2 separate regions of the Homo sapiens genome follow, and region 1 is linked to region 2. The links are chromatin contacts, found by Hi-C or POLR2A ChIA-PET in ENCODE. All regions are on one chromosome and are shown on one strand. Each heading gives the region's core, a stretch centred on a gene start or an enhancer-like site at or near the end of the contact. The rest is flanking DNA. Distances are from core to core; before and after follow the strand shown.

The links. A loop is a pair of places that touch in the nucleus more often than their neighbours do. ChIA-PET counts read pairs that join two places held with the same protein, here RNA polymerase II (POLR2A). Pooled maps may share reads with other maps.
Region 1: a map of astrocyte of the cerebellum shows a loop between it and region 2 (5-fold over the local background). The contact joins the enhancer-like site here to the promoter of CREBBP in region 2. A Hi-C loop is called at or near these places in 1 of 168 maps with a recorded cell type or tissue (astrocyte of the cerebellum), 2 of 37 single-sample maps with no recorded cell type and 9 of 50 pooled maps. POLR2A ChIA-PET finds 5 or more read pairs at or near these places in 1 of 52 experiments (IMR-90).

Annotation. Positions count from the first base shown.
Region 1 is chr16:4,296,680-4,303,764 of GRCh38, forward strand. No RefSeq gene overlaps it. Among named protein-coding and RNA genes, the nearest start is that of GLIS2, 16 kb to the right of the region's middle. RefSeq lists an enhancer at 56-929 and a silencer at 2,429-2,723. Within about 2 kb of position 2,577, at least 24 of the 41 ENCODE cell types and tissues checked have a DNase peak (open chromatin) inside an H3K27ac peak, as active enhancers do.
Region 2 is chr16:3,876,261-3,882,988 of GRCh38, forward strand. CREBBP (CREB binding lysine acetyltransferase) reads right to left here and starts at 4,453. Exons shown (of 31, transcript NM_004380.3): 1 at 3,572-4,453. The coding sequence starts at 3,656. RefSeq lists silencers at 3,442-3,491, 3,572-3,621, 3,662-3,971, 4,309-4,358, 4,379-4,928 and an enhancer at 4,132-4,708.

The sequences.
Region 1 (7,085 bases), core at 1,327-3,826, 420 kb after region 2:
CCAAAGTGCTGGGATTACAGGCGTGAGCGACTGCGCCCGGCCTATTTTTATTTTTTGAGACAGAGTCTCACTCTTGTCACCCAGGCTGGAGTGCAATGGCGCAATTTCGGCTCACTGCAACCTCTGCCTCCCAGGTTTAAGCAGTTCTCCTGTCTCAGCCTCCCGAGTGGTTGGGATTACAGGCACGCACCACCATGCCAAGCTAATTTTTATATTTTTAGTAGAGATGGGGTTTCGTCATGTTGGCCAGGCTGGTCTCAAACTCCTGACCTCAGGTAATCCACCCACCTTGGCCTCCCAAAGTGCTGGGATTACAGGTGTGAGTCACCCTTCTGACCCACTCCCAGGTTCCAGGAACAAGAATACAGGTCCTCTAATGGACAAAGCTCATTCAGGGACCCTCCAATGTGAATCGACCAGACACAGTCCTCATGTGTCATGGGAGGGGGACAGGCAGCAGCTCCTGGAGCGGAAGGACGCCTGGCCCCTCCTCCGGCCCCAGATGCAGCTGCAGGTACAGGGAGGGCCTCCCAGGGCAGGCCAGAGCCTGCAGGCCCCCAGCTGCAGCCCCAGCTGGGACCAGGCTTCTAACCTCACCCCTTTCTTGCTCCTCCCGCCTCCACCATCTCTCCTGTGGAGCCCCCAAGACTCTGGAGGAGAAATCAAATACAAAACTCCTAGGAGAACAGAAAGGGGGCTGCTGCTGCTGCGTGCAGACACACTCATGCACACCCACGCACACACATGCAAACACACACATGCACACCATCCTTCGAGCCCACAGGCAGATCACAGAGAACCTAGATGTCAGGATGAGAAAGGAACTAGACGTGAGCTATCATCTGCCTCCTTGGGGCAAGGCCTGTGCCAAGGGATTTGCCAGGATTGTCTCATCCAATCCTGAAAAGAAGCTTGGAGATTTCAGAGATGAAGAAAATGAGCATCTGAGAGCTTAAGGGAGAGACTCAACCAAAGGGACACCTGGGGACGCTAAAGCCCATGAAGCTGAGCACAGGGCCTGGCAGCCAGCATGGTGGAGGCAGCTTAGCAGAGCTGGGGGGTCGCTCTTGTATTTATGTTTTTTTGTTTTGTTTTTGAGATAGGGCCTTGCTCTGTTGACCAGGCTGGAATGCAGTGGTGCGATCAAGGCTCACCGCAGCCTTAACCTCCTGGGCTCAAGCCATCTTCCCGTCTCAGTTTCCCAAGTAGCTGGGACCACAGGTACACACCACTATGCTCATCTAATTTAAAAAAAAATTTTTGAAAATACAAAAAAATTAGCCGGGCGTGTGGCAGGCACCTGTAGTCCCAGCTACTTGGGAGGCTGAGGCAGGAGAATGGCATGAACCTGGGAGGCAGAGCTTGCAGTGAGCCGAGATCACGCCACTGTGCTCCAGCCTGGGCGACACAGCAAGACTCCCATCTCAAAAAAAATTTTTTTTTGTAGAGACAGGGTCTTGCTATGTTGCCCACGCTGGTCTCCAACTCCCAGGATCAATCGATCCTTCCACCTCAGCCTCCCAAAGTGCTGGGATTCCAGGCGTGAGCCACCACGCCTGGCCGGTGTGGTTCTTTTAAGGGACAGCCCCCCTCATTTCCATTTGCTCCATGGGGCTACAGGGGTATTGCCCTGTGCTGGGCAGGCTCCTGACCCAGGCCTGTCCCATCAGGAGTACGGTGATCGCTACAGGGCTGGGTTGGGACCCAGCTCCAGCCAAAGAGAGGCAAACCTAGGATTCTGCTGGAACCCGTGGTAGACACAAGCTGGAGGTTCACAGGTCTGTGACATCAGGGCCTCCTCTCAGGAAGCGCTGGCCCAAGAGCAAAGCGAAAACGGAGGAAACCTGGCTGGGAGATGCAAGCCAGTGTTCCTGTGAGCACTGGACCCAGCTAGACCCTCGGCCTCTGCAGTTACACGAGCTGTCAAGGAACTGGTCTTTATTTCATTTATTTACTTATTTATTTATTTTTTAATTTGTTTTTGAGATGGGGGGGTCTTGCTCTGTCACCCAGGCTGGAGTGCAGTGGTGCAATCTTGGCTCACTATAGCCTCCACCTCCTGGGCTCAAGCAATCCTGCCTCAGGAGTAGCTGGGACTACAGGCCCGCACCACCACACCTGGCTAATTTTTCTATTTTTTTGTAGAGATGGGGTCTCACTATGTTGCCCAGGCTGGTCTCAAACTTCTAGGTTCAAGTGATCCTCCCACCTCAGCTTCCAAAAGTGCTGGGATTACAGGCATGAGCCGTTGTGCCTGGCCCAGAAACTGGTCTTTGAATCCAGGTCTGAACGCTGAAGCTCATGCTCTCTTCCTTGCGCCCCAGCTGTCCGCATAGAGGCTCTGATAGATCAGGGGCTCAGGCAAGTCTGGGGAGGGGGCCTCACCTCCCTCCCAGCCCCTGGAGGGAGTGTTGGACCCTCTCACCCCCCTCAAAGCAGTTCCATTGCTCCCTTTGACCTTCAAAGTTGGCATCTGCTTGCAGGAATCTGTCTCTCTCCTCCTGGAATTCAGCCTCCAGATGTCAGATCCGAGGCGGTGGCGGCAGCATATGGCTCCCCTCAGAGTGAATCAGCCACATTCCAAAGGTGCACACACAGACGCCACACCCTCAGCAGCCTGGCTGCAGACTTCCTCCCAGCCCCAGCACCCGGCACCCGCCCCAGCCCCCACCTCTTCCCAGCCAGACCCGACTTCGGGCTTCCTTTCCAGAGACTTTCTCCTGGAACTGGAACAGAGAGAAAGCCACTAGGGCTGGAGACACCCTGAGCAGCCCTGCTCTGCTCACTCGCTCCCAACCGCTCACAGCTGTTATCAATATATCTATGGTGCATCCACTCAACAGGTGTGCACTGAGCACCTATGATGTGGCAGACAAGATACAGACAAGCCCCGAACCTCACGGAACTCAGCTGGGCAAGAGCCCAACAAAATCAGGTCCAGAGGCAGAAAAGAATTCCAAGTGTGGGAAGAGCTATAAAAGGAAGAAACAGGCCTGGCGCGGTGGCTCACGCCTGTAATCCCAGCACTTTGGGAGGCTAAGGCTGGCAGATCATGAGGTCAGGAGATGGAGACCACCCTGGCCAACATGGTGAAACCCCGTCTCTATTAAAAATACAAAAATTAGCTGGGTGTGGTGGTATGTGCCTGTAATCCCAGCAACTCGGGAGGCTGAGGCAGGAGAATCGCTTGAACCCAAGAGGCAGAGATTGCAGTGAGCCGAGATCACGCCATTGCACTCCAGCCTGGCGACAGAACAAGACTTCATTTCAAAAAAAAAAAAGGAAGAAACAAGGGCTCAGACACGTGACAAAGTGACAGAGGGAGGGTTATGGGGTGGGGGAGGCTTATCTTGGGGTAACTTGTAAGCTGAGGTCTGAAGGATGAATAGAAACGTCCTCTATCGGCTGGTCATGGGATTGCACACCTGTAACCCGGGAGCTCCGGGAGGCCCAGGCAGGAGGACTGCTTGAGTCCAGGAGTTCAAGACCAGCCTGGGCAATATAGCAAGATCCCATCTCTACTAAATTAAAAAAAAAATTTTTTTTAAAGAAACCTCTTCTATCCCGTCACTTCTGTAATCACTTCACGAGAATTACAGAAATATAACCCAAAAATATTTTCCCCAGTCACTCAGGAAGTTATTGGGTCCTCTTCTCCTGCCCCTCTTTTTTTTTTTTTTTTTTATCACTGAAGCAGGGAATCTGGCTAATTTTTTTAATAAGACCTTTGGTGAGGCCGGGTGCAGTGGCTCACACCTGTAATCCCAGCACTTTGGGAGGCCGAGGTGGGCGCATCACGAGGTCAGGAGATCGAGACCATCCTGGCTAACACGGTGAAACCCCGTCTCTACTAAAAATACAAAAAATTAGCCAGACATTGTGGCAGGCACCTGTAGTCCCAGCGACTCGGGAGGCTGAGGCTGAGGCAGGAGAATGTCCACCAACCTGGGAGGTGGAGCTTGTAGTGAGCCGAGATTGTGCCACTGCACTCCAGCCTGGGCGACAGAGCAAGATACCGTCTCAAAAAAAAAAAAAAAAAAAGAAAAAAAAAGACCTTTATTGAGATATAATCCATATAATTCACCACTTTACAATTACACCACAGTAGATGATTCAGTTGTTTTTAAATATCCACAGATCTGTGCATCTATAACTGCAATTTTGGAATATTTTCTTTTTCTTTTTTTTTCAAGACGGAGTCTCACTCTGTCACCCAGGCTGGAGTGCAGTGGCATGATCTCGGCTCACTGCAACCTCTGTCTCCCGGGTTCAAGCGATTCTCCCGCCTCAGCCTCCCAAGTAGCTGGGACTATAGGTGAGCACCACCGGGCCCAGCTAGATTTTTTTGTATTTTTAGTAGAGACGGAGTTTCATCACGTTGGCCAGGCTGGTCTCGAACCCCTAACCTCAAGTGATCCACGTGCCTTGGCCTCCTAAAAGTGCTTGGATTACAGGCATGAGCCACTGCAACTGACCAATTTTGGAATATTTTCATTAACCCAAAAAGAAACTCCACTTAGCAGTCACTCCCCGATGCTCACCACCACCCCAGGCCCCAGGCAACCCCTAAGCTACCCTATCTTTTTATTTATTTATTTTTAGAGACAGAGTCTCACTGTGTTGCCCAGGCTGGAGTTCAGTGGTTTGATCATAGCTCACTGTAGCCTCTACCTCTCAGGGTCAAGCAGTCCTCTCCTCTCAGTCTCCCGTGGAGCTGGGACTACAGGTGGGCGCCACCACACTCAGCTAACTTTATTTTTTTTTAGAGATAGGGGTCTCACTCTGTTGCCCAGGCTGGTCTTGAACTGCTGGTCTTGAACTCCTGGTCTCAAGTGATCCTCCTGCCCCAGCTTTCCAAACTGCTCATGCCTGTAGACGTAAGCCACTGCCCCTGGCCCTTAATCTACTTCCAGTCTCTATGGATTTGCCTATTCTGGAAATTTCATATGAACAGAAACACACAACATGCGTCCTGTGTGTCTGGCTTGTCACTGGGCATAATGCTTTCAAGGGTCATCCATGTTGTAGTATGTATTGGTGCTTCGTTTTTTTGTTTTGTTTTGTTTTGTTTTGAGACGGAGTCTCACTCTATCTCCCAGGCTGGAGTGCAGTGGAACGATCTCGGCTCATTGCAACCTCCGCATCCCAGGTTCAAGCAATTCTCCTGCCTTAGCCTCCCAAGTAGCTGGGTCTGCAGGCATGTGCCAACATGCCTGGCTAATTTTTTTAGAGACAGGGTTTCACCGTGTTAGCCAGGATGGTCTCGATCTTCTGACCTCGTGATCCACTGGCCTCGGCCTCCCAAAGTGCTGGGACTACAGGCGTGAGCCACTGCGCCCAGCTGCTTCGTTCCTTTTTATGGCTGAATCATATTCCACTGTTTGGAGAGACCACAGTTGATTTATCCATTCATCAGGTGAGGGACACATGGTTGCTTTCACTTTTTGGCTCTTATGAATAACACTGCTCTGAACATTCCCATGCAAATTTTTGTGCAGATATGTTCCCATTCCTCTTAGATATACACGATATATACCTAGGAGGGGCACTGCTGCGTCATATGGTCACTCCATGTTTAACATTTTTTTTTTTTTTTTGAGATGGAGTCTCACTCTGTCACCCTGGCTGGAGTGCAGTGGCCTGATTTCAGCTCACTGCAACCTCCACCTCCCAGATTCAAAGGATTCTCCTGCCTTAGTCTCCTGAGTAGCTGGGACTACAGGTGCCTGCTACCACACCCAGCTAATTTTTTTTTTTTTTTTTTTTACATCAAGACAGGGTTTCGCCATGTTGTCCAGGCTGGTCTCCAACTCCTGACCTCAAGTGATCTGCCTGCCTCAGCTTCCTAAAGTGCTGGGATTACAGGCCTGAGCCACTGTACCCGGCCTCCATGTTTAACCTTTCAAGGAACCAGACTGTTTGAAAGGGGCTGCAGACTCCCAGCAGCACCACACTCTGCCCAGATTCACTGAGACCCCTTCGCATGACCCCCAGTTCACACTACTCAGAGAAGCACCTTAAAATTAGCTGGCCTAAAGGCCAGGCGTGATGGCTCATGCCTGTAATCCCAGCAGTTTGGGAGGCCGAGGCAGGTGGATCATGAGGTCAGGAGAGTGAGACCATCCTGGCTAACACGGTGAAACCCTGTCTCTACTAAAAAAATACAAAAAAATTAGCCGGGCGTGGTGGCAGGCACCTGTAGTCCAGCTACTCCGGAGGCTGAGGCAGGAGAATCGCTTGAACGTGGGAGGTGGAGGTTGCAGTGAACCGAGATCACACCATTGCACTCCAGCCTGGGCGACAGAGTGAGACTCCATCTCAAAAAAAAAAAAAAAAGAAGTATCAGAACCAAGAGAGGATGGCAGCAGGGGATGGCAAGGCGCTCAGTGGTGAAAGCGTCAGGACTTGAACCCCACCGCCACTACTTTGCAGCTTTGCATTTTTGCATGAACCACGCGGCTTCTCCAAGCCTCCCTCTCTTCATCCACAAAACAGGCCTGATTGTGACAATCTACTCAATAGGGTGATTTTGAAGATTAAACATAGTAATACAAAACAAGTTATTCTGTTTGCCAAAGACATTACAGATGAGGTCATGTAGCCAATACCATGCCAGGAAACCAAAACTCACCTCAAGAAATCTGTTGGGTGGGACGGGCATGGTGGCTTATTCCTGTAATCCCATCACTTTGGGAGGCCGAGGCAGGTGGATCACGAGGTCAGGAGTTTGAGACCAGCCTGGCCAACATGGCGAAACCCCCGTCTCTACTAAAAATACAAAAAAATTAGCCAGCCGGGCGTGGTGGCATGCGCCTGTAATCCCACCTACTCGGGAGGTTGAGGCAGAAGAACTGCTTTAACCCAGGAGGCAGGGGTTGCCATGACCCAAGATTGCGCTAATGTACTCCAGCCTGGATGACAGAGTGAGACTCCGTCTTGGGGGGGAAAAAAGAAAAGAAATCTGTTGGGTAGCCAGGGCATGGTGGCTCATGCCTGTAATCCCAGCACTTTGGGAGGCCAAGGCGGGAGGATCACTTGGGGCCAGGAGTTTGAGACCAGCCTGGGAAACACAGTGAGACCCTGTC
Region 2 (6,728 bases), core at 3,203-5,702:
AACTGCTGGCCTCAAGCAATCCTCCTGTCTCAGTCTCCCTAAGCACTGGGATTATAGGCATGAGCCACCACCCTGGCCTGCAATTTCAAAAAACTTTATAAACAGTCTGTTGTGTGCAAATTTTGCAATAAAGCTGACCAAAAAAAAAAAAAAAAAAAAAAAAAAACAACCCAGAAAACAAAAAACAAAAGTCTACTGCTTGCCTGGATATTTGTCTTATACTGTTAAATCATGAATCTCTGATGTTGAAAGACACAATATGCTATTTTAACTTGGACATATTAAATAAAGAAGTTTCCAAAACACCCAACTAACTATATACCGGTAATATAAAGTCCCCACTTATTGTAAGGGTGCCAAGTAAAGGAAGACCTCATGTATGAGAAAGTGTAAAGGCTTCTACATAATACAAGAAAATGCTACTTTAACATCTGAGGCCATCAAATTCTGTGCCTCTCCAGGGCTGCTGCTTCAGTGGGGTGAAAGGTACCGTTTCTCTCTTGCTACCCTCATTCGCAGCACATTCCGTATTTCTGCATCATCTCTGCATAAGCTTCCCAGGCTTCGGCAACTTGTTTGTCATCAGTGGCAGTGACATTCATCACTCTGAGGTGCTGCATGACCTTCGGGAGTGCTGTTTGCAACATCCATGCCCCCAGATGAGCAGCACCCTGGCTGAGCAGCTCCCCAATGTCGGGTGCATTTTTCTCTCAGCTCACTGCCACCCTTCACAGACACATCTAAGTGACACTGGTGGCCCCACAGGCCAGTCTCTACAGACATGCACTGCAGTCCAAGTAGATCCTGTTTCTCAGGCTGCCAAGGGCTCCTCCTCCTTTCAACCCCTCAGCTCCTAGACAGAGGTCCCCTCCCTCAAATTTGATCACATGCACCGGGCACACACCCTGCTCCACTAGGCCCAATTTTCCCCTGGGAGCCTCAGAGACACATCCCGTCACTAAAATAAGATTGAGTTCCTCAAGAATGTTATTCTCAGGTCTGTCCCACCTAACCAAATGCCTTCAGTTTTTGAATGTATTTAATGTAAAAACTCAAGCCATTTATTTGTTTAAAATACATCCCTAAGATCTCTGTCCATCTCATTACTCAATTTCTTAGTGGAGCAGTTACAACAGACAAAGTGTCCCTCGTTTCTTTTGGAGACAGCGTCTCACTCCATTACCCAGGCTGGAGTGCAGTGGCGCGATCTTGGCTCACTGCAACCTCTGCCTCCCGAGTTCAAGCAATTGTCATGCCTCAGCCTCTCAAGTAGCTGGAATTACAGGTGCATGTCACCATGCCTGGCTATGTTTTTGTATTTTGAGTACAGATGGGGTTTCCCCATGTTGGCCAGGCTGGTCTTGAACTCCTGACCTGAAGTTGATCCACCAGCCTCCGCCTCCCAAAGTGCTGGGATTACAGGCATGAGCCATGGCGCCCAGCAGCCCCTTGTTTAATGTGCTTGATAATGAGCCCTTCCTTGGTCCCCCATACTAACAGACCCTTTCACAATAGTGTGATGGTGATGAATGTGTAACACATGACCCAACTTAAGTATGATGTTGACTTTCTACTTTGGATTAAATCGGAGCCATTTAAAGCTGACTTTTGGTCCCACGAAAGAGCCCCTGTGCCTTACAAGGATCAAAATTGTAAAGGAAGGGGGAAAAGGTGGTTAAGTGTGGAAAATCCTTTCTGATCAACTTATTAAGCATCTGATCATCCAATAATGGACACTACTATGGAAAAAGCTAACCTTTGGGCTCCATCTTGGAAACAGCTGGATGTACATATAAGGACATGCCTTTTTGTTAAGTCTTGTGTTACTAATTGTCCCCCTTTTTAAGACAAAATCTACAACAAATTCATTCAACAACAGCAAAGCTACAAAGCCATCCAGGTTACCAGTTTCAGAAGACAAGCTTCAAAGCTGAACTCGCCACGTATGACCTACGTCTCACAGAACTGAAGACTACTCAAACACAGCAAGATTAATGAAGCAACGGAGATCTGTTTTGCAGTACAACGGCATTTAAACTACTGTTTCCAAATTTCTCACTTCAATAAGTTCATTTTATAAGATTAACGTCAAACTCAACTTTTATCAGCTAAAAAGAAAAGCATTAGTGATTTTTATATACCATGAGCATCATTTACTCCTCCCCACTGTTTAACAAATTTTAACTAGATAAGAATCTCCTTATGATTGATCTTTAAAAATCGCTTTTCACTTCTACATTAATATTAAACGTCGCTTATCATAACTTGATTCCAGGAATTGTATTCAAACTTAAGCCACAAAATTCAGGTTTTGTTTCAACAGCAATAGCAGTTTTTTTTAATATGCTAGTGGTCGGTCACAGAACTATTTCCACAAGTTGAACAGCTGTGTCTAGTGCAAATCTGAAGGCAGCGATGTAATTCAATTTGGACTCATTCATTAGAAACTGATTTTCAGATGCTACCACTGCAAGACTACTGGAGAAATGCAAGCTGCGCTGGAGATGGAATTGTTCGCAGCGGCACACAAGTTTTTGCGGCAAAGGAGAGAGCTCTAAAAGAGGAAATACAACTAGTTCATGTTACCATGAACCAGCGCAGTGGGACCCAGAATTACTGAATTAATAGAAAACTAAATACTTCTCTTAAGCAGCTATGATAACTTAAGAAAGTTTCCAGGGAAGCCGTTTAATGAAAGGAAACAAACAAAAAGATGATTTATTCAGTATCCTGCTCCATTTTTTTGAAAAATTGGAATTCCTACATTCCTTAATTCTTTGTACATCTACACTGTGAAAGCAACACAAACTCAAATGGAGATTGCAGCCCAAATGAACTTAAACCTGCTGTTTAACTTTCTTTTGAAGTTATACATGGAAATGAAACACACCACAGCAACTTTCATGACATCTTGCTAACGAAGTTTGGGTTTTGAAAAATGGAATGACTAGTTGACTAAAAACACACACGCGCGCACACACACACACACACACACACACACAAAACAAGGAGTTTTGAAAATAAGCACTAAGCATCTTTCCAAGGAACTCACTCATTCCAAGAAACTTCGGTTCTAACTCGCAAGCTGGCGGCTGCTGTGAGTGTCCTCTGAATGCAGCCTGGTCAATGTGTCGCCAATCCAGAAAACACACTGCCCTACCTTTGGCCGCGATCTTGCTTTCTCTAAGCATCAAAGGTACCCTCCGCTGTCATTCCTCTGGACGGCCACGCGTGTGGACACGGCCGCGGATGGATGCGTAGGACATTACCAAACAAACCCACACGCTGCACTTTACTTCTTCCCTCCTGGAGTGCCACTAGGGTCCCCGCGAGGAGGGCTGATCGGGTGCGGGGAGGCCGAGTGCACCGGGCGTGTGCTGACCAACTCGGGCCCAGTGACAGTCCTGCGACGAACTTCCACCCTCCCGCGCGGGGCGAGGGGAACGGGCTGCGGGGCCTGCTCCGAGCTCCCGGCTCGATCGGTATCCGCGACCACGACCCCCGGACGCTCTCTTTCAGGTGGGGGTGACAGCGCGCCCCGGGCCCCCGCCGCCCCGGACCCCCTCCTCACCTGTGCTGTCATTCGCCGAGAAACCGGGCGAGCTGAGTTTGGCTCTTTTGGGGTTGGGCGGTCCGTCCAGCAAGTTCTCAGCCATTTTCACCTGCTCGCGAAAACAGCCCCGGGCACGGGCGGCCGGGCCGGCGAGGGCCCGGACGGGGGTCGGGGGCCCTGCCGGCTGCGAGGGAGAGGAGCGAGCGCGGGCCGCGAGCGGGCGGGCGGGCGCCGAGGGAGAGGGAGGGCGCAGGCCGGGTGGGGGAGGCGGCGGCCAAATCTCAGCCACAGCAACAGCGCCCCGCAGCGCTCACCGCCCGCCCCCGGCCGCCGCCGCCGCCGCCGGCCGCGGCCCCCTCATCCCCTGCCCGCCTCCCGAGCGCGACACTCCGCGGTGGGGGCGCCCCGGCGGCCCGGCCGCCCCCCCGGGCCCGGCTGGCAGCGACGGCGCCCGGCCGGGCGGCTCAGGCAGTCCCCGAGAACATGGTGCCGCCGCCGCCGCCGCCTCGCTCCCCCCCCGCGCCCCACTTAATGAATTCGCTCGCGGCCCGACGACGAGGGGGCTCCGGGCTCCGCTCCCGGCCCGCGGCCCGCCGCCGCCGCCGCCGTGAGGAAAAACAATGCGCCGAGCGGGGTCGCCGCCGCCGCCGCGGCCCCCCCACCCCCCGTTCCGCCGCCGCCGCCGCCGCTGCCGCCGCCGCCGCCGCCGGGCTCCGGGAGGCCGAGCCGAGAGGCGAGCGGGGCCGCCGGGGCGGGCGCCGAGGGCCGGGCGGAGCGGGCCGGCCGGGCGGAGCGGGGTGCGCGGGCGGTTGTGGGGCCCGGGACCGGCGGGGCCGAGTAGATCGCGCTCGAAGCCCCGGTCGGGTCCGCGACAAGATGGCGGCTGTTGATTCCTCAATTAAAAAAAAAAGAAAGTTTTTTTTCTTCTCTTTCCAGAGCCTGAACGGGGAGGGGGTGGGGGCGGGGCACGCCGGTGCGTCACCCCCCCGCGGCGTCACCACGCACGGCCCCCGCCCCGCCCCCTCCACCTGCGCCGGCCGTGGCGGAAAGAGCCGAGCGTGCTCGGGCCGAAGGGCTGAAGGCGCGGCCGCCAAGCGTAGGGAAGCTGGCGGCCCGGCGCGGGCCAGGCCTGCGGGGCGCCTGGGCTCCGGGCTGAGCCACAGCTTTTGTTCTGATGGCGACCAGGCGTAGAGGGCCGGGGCTCCGGGCCCCAGCGGGCTCCGGGAGCGGCGGCCTGGCCGCGGGCTGGGCTCTCGGGCGCGGATTCGACGCCAGCCCGGGCCCGCCCGTCCCGCTGGGGCGGCGCTGCGTGTTCCCAGCTCCTCGCGTCCCCTTCCCCAGACCCTCCTAGGTGGCGTCGGTCGGGAACGGTCGGGGCGACCCCAGCCCAGGCCGCGCCACTAGCCTTCGCCGCCGGCCAGGGAAGTGGAATGGCCTCTGCAGGTTACAGACCGCCCTTGGGTCCTGCCGACGAGGTGGGCGGATGGGGAAACTGAGGCGGGGGGCGAGCAACTGCTCCAAAGTGGTCGAGGCAGGAAGTGGCAGGGCCGGGATTCGGGTCCCGCCCTACCTCGTGACACTAGGGAGTGAGGGGGCCTCACGCCTGTTCGCATCCCAAGGCGGCAGGGCAGACACCCTCACCTGTGAGAGCGGGGTGGCGAGGGCCGGCCTGGGCGGAGAAGGGCCCGCGCATCGGGGCTTAAGCCTGGACGCTCAGGCCGCACTCCCCGCCCCAGGCAACTTGCCTGGCGCCTCGCAGGTGCCCCAGACAGGGGTGCGGGCCTGGGGAGTCCCCCACGCGAGACCACAGCCCGCGGGACACTTCTACGAATACCCGAGGTGTTCCCATCCCAGTTAGTTATCTGCCCCTCCAAACTTGCCCGGCTTCCTCATAAAGGTATCAGCAGCTCCACTGTTTCCTAAGCCAGAAACCCGTGAGTCAGCGCGGACTCCTCCCTCTCACCCGCCACGCGCCCCTCTACCCACGGTCTTTACCTGGGAGACTGCTCCTCCCGCACTGTCCCGGTGGCTATGGTGGCAGCTACTCACTTAAGTGTTCTTTGCTCTCCACGTTGCTCCCCACGCAGCACCAGAGTTAACATCCCGAAAAGAGAGGGAGAAAATCTGTTTAAAACAACTCCCTGGCCAGGCGCGGTGGCAGATCACCTGAGGTCAGGAGTTCAAGACCAGCCTGGCCAACATGGTGAAACCCCATCTCTACCAAAAATACAAACATTAGCTGGGCGTGGCGGCGTGCGCCTGTAATCCCAGCTACTCGGGAGGCTGAGATGCGAGAATCACTTGAACTGGGGAGGCCAGTAAGCCGGGATCTCGCCATTGCACTCCATCCTGGGCGACAAGAGTGAAACTCCGTCTCAAAAACAAAACAAAACAAAACAAAATCCCAGACATAGAAAAAGAAAACACTACATAGTCTTTCTTTAAAAAAGAACACGTATGAATTCTCTTAAAAACATAGGTGTATGTACATATGGTGACTGTCCTTGAGTGTCAAGATTGAGTGATCGTTCTGCTTTTCTCTGTTTACCTGTACTGCTCAAAATCTTGGGCCGTGATACCGCTCTTGAATCTGTCTCTTCTACTTTACATGGCTCACTTCACCATCATCATCCTACACCCACTTGGCCAGTAGGCAGTTCACATCATTCAGGCTTTTTTTTTTTTTTTTTCAAATGCTGGTCCCTGTGCTGAGAAGACATGCCTGGCAAATTCTAACTCATCCTCCAGAACCCAGTTCAAATGTCACCTACTCCAGGAAGCCCTCCTAGCCCACTCCTCGGCTCCCATATCACTTCTGGGCTCTGTGAGAGAACACATAACACATCCTGCCCCATCTTCCCCGCCTCCACTGCCCCCGAATTAGTTCATGTTTTTACTTATGCATCAAATAGCTCTTGAGAATCCCAAGGGCATTGAGACTGTGCTAATCCCCTTGGCCAAACATAAAGAGATCCCCATATATTCAAGGAGTTAAAATAGCACACCCTGGAAGCCATAAATGGAAGTATTCAAGAAGTCAGTTTGCACAGGAATGGCAAGAAGTGTATCAGTGGCACAGGGCAGGCCACACCCTGTATCTGAATGCTCTGGGTGTCCGTCTCACCAAGGGTCTGTGAGCTCCTTCGGGGCAAAGATGGTGTCTTAGTCACAGAAA